2 separate regions of the Homo sapiens genome follow, and region 1 is linked to region 2. Evidence: chromatin contacts called from ENCODE Hi-C data. All regions are on one chromosome and are shown on one strand. The core of a region is the stretch at or near the end of the contact, and the rest is flanking DNA. Distances in the headings are between cores, read along the strand shown. Region 1 holds the start of FAM162B (family with sequence similarity 162 member B). Region 2 holds the start of VGLL2 (vestigial like family member 2).

What was found. Hi-C counts contacts between places; a loop is a spot of excess contacts on that map. Pooled maps may share reads with other maps.
Region 1: a loop to region 2 is called in a pooled map, with 5 times the contacts of the local background. The contact joins the promoter of FAM162B here to the promoter of VGLL2 in region 2. A Hi-C loop is called at or near these places in 5 of 50 pooled maps.

The regions. Positions count from the first base shown.
Region 1 is chr6:116,764,384-116,767,083 of GRCh38, reverse strand. FAM162B (family with sequence similarity 162 member B) reads left to right here and starts at 1,365. Exons shown (of 4, transcript NM_001085480.3): 1 at 1,365-1,679; 2 at 1,829-1,937. The coding sequence starts at 1,508. It overlaps LOC105377963 (a long non-coding RNA gene), which reads right to left and starts at 716. Exons shown (of 3, transcript XR_942910.3): 1 at 545-716; 2 at 363-441; 3 at 1-18. RefSeq lists an enhancer at 1,830-2,344.
Region 2 is chr6:117,264,155-117,266,960 of GRCh38, reverse strand. It overlaps VGLL2 (vestigial like family member 2), which reads right to left and starts at 1,403. Exons shown (of 4, transcript NM_182645.3): 1 at 1,117-1,403. The coding sequence starts at 1,197. LOC105377964 (a long non-coding RNA gene) reads left to right here and starts at 1,887. Exons shown (of 2, transcript XR_942911.3): 1 at 1,887-2,386.

The DNA of each region.
Region 1 (2,700 bases), core at 116-2,615, 500 kb after region 2:
GTCATTGCATGAATAAACCTAAAAGATAGGAATTCTGGTTTTACAAAAGAGACCAAGACTTATAACTTAAATGATTTACTGCTCATGATTGTGCAACTTTTAAGTCACAAATCCGGGATTTAAACCTAGGTGTGAAGGCAAAGCCCATGTTCCTTCTGCAAGCGCTCCTCTAAATGTATGTCTTCACAGAGCTATTAACCCCTCTTTTTTTGTTTAACACGGTTATGTAAAAAGAAAAAAAAACTGAGCTGGCAGTTACAGAAAAGTTATAGCTTTCAAGAGCCTGACAGTCTAGTTAGGAAGCAAAATATCTAGAAATCCAACAAGTGCAAAGCAGTGTCTAGATAAGGAGGGAAACTCACAGGCAGTAATAGCAGAGGAGGGTGAGCTCGGCCTGGTGCTGGGCTGATGAGCACTTTGACTTGGCAGGAGGTCTGTTGTCTGTGGAACAAGATAAGTAAATTGCTTGTACAACCCTTCTCTCCAATCATTGAATCTGAATCCCTGTTACCATTTAATGCCTGAAAATAGTAGATTCTTTTACCTTTTAGCATAGAGGAGATGGTGGAAGGTGACAGAAGAAAGGCACATTTTGAAGGGAGTGTGGAGAGTTTGTGGGCTAAGAGATGAAGAGGTAGGAAGCTGGCATGGCGGCTCATACGTGTAATCCCAGTGCTTTGGGAGGCAGAGCCCAGCTGATAGCTTGAGGCCAGGAGTTGGAGACCAGTCTGGACAACATAGTGAGATCCCATCTCTTAAAAAAAAAAAAAATAGCGGAGCGTGCTGGCGCACGACCAAAGCCCTAGCTACTCTGGAGGCTAAGGTGGGAGGACTACTTGAGTCCAGGAGTTCGACGTTACAATGAGCTATCAGCATGCCACTGCACTTTAGCCTGAGTGACAGAGCCAGAGACTGTCTCTGAAAAGAAGAAGAAAAGATAGAGAAAGGCACTTGGAGGAATTGAGATTGTTTTCCGTAGGAAAGAGAAAAGGTATGGGGGTGGGAGACGATGAGGTGAGGAGCTAACTTCAAGAAATCTCATCCAGAAGTTAGTGGAGTGCCCTTAACACTTAATTGGGAAATGTCTTCAGTTTCCTGCACTTGAAGGATTGTTGTCTCTTCCTGGAAGAGAGGATTTAGATTTATTCTCCTGGGGAACAAACGATGGAATCAAAGGCTAAAAGCCTGGCGGGAATACATTTCTACTCAATACAAAGAATTTAAAAGGAGCTACACGCACTGCCTCAGGCGGTGGTGAGCCTGTTTCAAACAGAGGCAGGCTGCTTCCTGAGGAACCAGCCCCTCGGGGCTTGACGCCCTGATCCCGGGTCGCTGGCCGGGGGCGGAGACGGGGATAGCGAGCTGAGTGTGCGAGCGCCAGGGGTTCCAGCTGCACGTCCCAGGCTCTCCAGCGCGCGGCAGGCCGGGGCGGGACGAGGAGAGCTGCGGGGACAACGCCTGTGGCTGGGTCCGGAGGTGCGGGTGCGGCGCGGGACAAGCGGGCAGCATGCTCAGGGCGGTCGGGAGCCTACTGCGCCTTGGCCGCGGGCTAACAGTCCGCTGCGGCCCCGGGGCGCCTCTCGAGGCCACGCGACGGCCCGCACCGGCTCTTCCGCCCCGGGGTCTCCCCTGCTACTCCAGCGGCGGGGCCCCCAGCAATTCTGGGCCCCAAGGTCACGGTGAGCCAGGGCTCCGACGGGGAGGTCCTGGGAGGGAGGAGGTTGCGGGAGGGCAGCGAGGGGCCGGCCCGGGAGTCGGCTTGAGGGCGCGCTGATCCTCTGTGCCGGTGCGTCAGTTCCCGCGTCCATCTGGGTTGCTTTCGCTGCAGGGGAGATTCACCGAGTCCCCACGCAGCGCAGGCCTTCGCAGTTCGACAAGAAAATCCTGCTGTGGACAGGGCGTTTCAAATCGATGGAGGAGATCCCGCCTCGGATCCCGTAAGTGTGGCGACCGCCGCGCGAAGGAGAGTCGGTCCCCGGCCGCAAGGGTGCGGGGTGACCCACCTTCCGACCGCGGCCACCTAGGAGCGAAAGCGGCCGCAGTGCCAACACTTCGCAATATCACCCACCACACACGGAGTTTACCCACACACACACCCCGCCTCCAGTGCGGTGTGTCAAGAGTCAATTAAGCTTACAGGGAGATTGCAGAAGGTGGGTGAAAACTGAGAGGTTCAGGGGACACTTCCAGCACCGCCCAGATTGCCGGTCCCCAGCAAGCTCCGAACTGGGAGGCAGTGGGGCTCTTGTGCCAAACAGGCCACGGTCCTCGCGAGCATCCGGATGGCTGCCGGGACGCCAGACCGCAATCCAGGCTTTGGCCGGGGGCGTCCCCCTACCCCACCCAAGGAAGGGGTTCTCTGATCTTGGCTTGCGGGGCGGCTGTGGCGGGGGGGTCTCTGGAAAAAAGACGCATCCATGCGGCCTCCTCTTCTGGGGCAGGAGACGCCTGGCGGACGTGTTTCTGCAGCCCTCTAGGCTCCGGGTTTACTCAGGGTGGGACGCGCGGGAGTGTCAGCACTGTGGGCCTCTTCAGCATGCTAAACCCACCAAGACAGATGATAAAACTCAAACTAATAACTCCCCCTCTAAGGTAATGTAACCTGTAAAATAAATGCTAATAATAAGTAAATGTAACCTGTAAAAAAATCTTTCCAAAGTTTCTGTTTCTGCCAAGCCCAAAAACCTTCGCAGCATTTTT
Region 2 (2,806 bases), core at 154-2,653:
TAACACTGAGGCAAAACAAACTGCAAGTTGTGAAGTTTAAAAGAGAAGAGGAGGTAAGAAAACAAAAAGTGAACCCTATCCGGTCCATCATTAATTTATCGGGAAATTTTCGAATAGACATTTTAAATTTGCAGGCAAAATTAGCAAAAGCATCCACTGGGGCATTGGGGTGTATTTCAATTTCCCCAAAGCAGGTGACCAAGCTCTCACTTTCCAACCTGGAGGGGACCCCTACAGCCTCCCAGGTGTATGATTTCATTCTTTTCCTGCACTACTGTCCTCAGTTTCTGCTACCTCAGCTGAGGAAATGGAAGGAAAATGGTTCAAACAGACGCAGCCTGAAGACAAGAGAAACTGGCAGAATTAAATGGAACTTGAAGAGTTTGCAGAACCCGGGTTGAGTGGTCTTCTTAAAGTGTTTGTTGGAAGCAGGGCTTCCCCATTCACCTACTCAGGCTGGAGAAAGGCAAAGTATTGTCTATCAGGCTCGCCTCTGCCGGGTCATTCGCACTCCGGATAATGCTCCCAGAACTTCGCAAAGGAAAAAATTATAAAACTGCGCGGTGCTCTTTGAAATGAATTCTCTGGATCTGGAATTAATTGCCCTGGTCGCCAGAGAATTGAAACGGAAGAAATTATTCCTGAGATAAACTTGCAGGGATGAGAACACCGGCCCTTGCATCTCAGAAAGAGGCTGGCTGGCCTTCGCTTTTGGTTTTGTTGTTACTCTCACCATTGGGACCAAAGTTTGGTTTTTCCTGCGTCAGCTTTGCCTGCATTTCCTGGTACCTGCACCTGGCTTGGAAGAATCTGGAGTCCGACAGACCCTAAGAAGAAAATCCAGCCCGTGCCATCTTCCTCTGATTATTCCAGGGAAGACCTAGGCTCACATTAGCAGGGCTTAGCTGCTTCCCGAGAGCAAACAGGCGAGCTAAAGGGGTTAGCTAATTGCACTACCAACTGGGGGCGGCTCCGGCAATCCCCGCATCCCGGCTGCGCCGGTCGTGGTCGGACGCCCGAGACGCGCGGAGGCACAGCAGACCTTGGCGTACAGGCCATGCCGCCGCAAACGGGGGGCGCGCACTCCTTCCCAAAGTCCCCAGAGGAGACACGTACCTGGTGGTAGGGGGTGTAGGCGGCTGCGAAGTAGGGCTGCGGAGGACCATAGACTTGGTACATAACATCCAGACAGCTCATGACTCTCCGCAGCGGAGACGGTTAAGTGTTTTTTCATTAACTCTCCTTCCCCGGAGCTCAGGGGTGCTGCATGGGCGGCGCTTGGACCCGCGCTCTGGAGTCATCAGGCGGAGCAAAGCCAGCGCGCTCCGCGGCTCGGAATCCAGCTGGCTCGCTACCCTCCCACTCCTGCGATTTTACTCCCGACCGCGCTCCAGGGCAGAAGCGCCTGAGCTCCCGCTAGTGGGCATTTAAAGCCCATGCCCGGCGGGCGTGCTGACGCCACTCGGGGGCTGCGGAGCGGGAGGGGGCGGTGGGGGGCGGGGACCGGGGGGCCAATGGGGAGCGAGGGACGCTTGTTGGAGGGGCAGCGAGTGTGTTTCCCGGGGCCCACCTCTGACAAGCATGCGGCCAAGGGTGCCGGAGACTATGCGGTTCCCAGCGGATCCGAGGCTTCGCACCGCGAGTAGGAATCTCCCAGGACAAAATAGGAGAGAGAGAGAAAGAGAGAGAGAGAAGGAGGCGGGGACGAAGGGATCCGGGCTCATACACGCAGAGAAAGAAAGTTGGAGAAAGGTCTCTTAGGAAAGCCCTTGTCTCATACTGTAGTTGAGTGGGTGCTTCCAGAAGTGCCGAGGTGGGGCAAATTCTCTGCTTTCGGTTCCTGATGATGTATGGGGAGGACGGTGCTGTCCCTTGGAATCCCCTAGGGAGTCCGGGTCGTGGCAGACAGGATGTGGGAGTCCGGGTACCCCTCCAGGGCGCAGAAGAGCTACCTCTGCGGGGAAATGGCAGTGGCTGAAACCTGTAACCGCTGTCCTCTAATCCACTTCCTTTCGCTCCCTCTAACCTGGTCCTCCCGCCGCCTGTCCCACACCCCAATTCTGCTCTCTTGGGCCGTGCCCTTCTGCCCCTCTAAAGTTCGATCCTGCTCCTTTCTCTTTGATGTTCTCCACCGGAACCCGTTAGCTTCGCATAGATCGCGCCCGCTTCCGGCTGCTCCCGGTGTGAGCTGCTTTCGAGGAGTCCAGGAGGCTTTACCCGGCCTCGGATGTCTGGCTTTTCATGCTGGGGTCTCCTTGGCCGGGGTCCTTTAAAGTTTTGGCAACTTTGGGGACAAGGACTCGTTGGCGCTAAGAAGAAGCATACTAGGACCCGTACACAGAGAGGTCTTTTGCTGCCTATTCAGCCGGTAATACCAGCTGCGATGGTATGTTTCATTTTGGAGAGCTGGAAGTATATGCACTCCAACTATAAAACCTTCACCCCTTTCTCTCTCCGGCCCTCCCTGAGAGGTCTGCTGGCTTCGCCCTCCTTCCTGCGACCCTACCCATCCTTCTCAAGCCTACCCCCCACCAAGCCCTCTGGAAAGGGGGTGTAACAGTGGAGTCTTCAGTTCTATAAGTTTAGGAATGCATTGAGACAAGGCTATCTCCATGGCTGGGTCAGGTGGCGGAAGGGGCATTACGGGAATAGAGGCGGGCCAGACTTGGGGGGACCAAGGGAACAGGTTGGGAGCATTAAGAGTCTAGACTCAAGAAAGAGGCAGCATGGATTTCAAACCCTAGTTATTCCCCAGCTTAAATACAACAGAAAGTCTTTATAGAGTCTCAGGCTATAAGACTGTGAA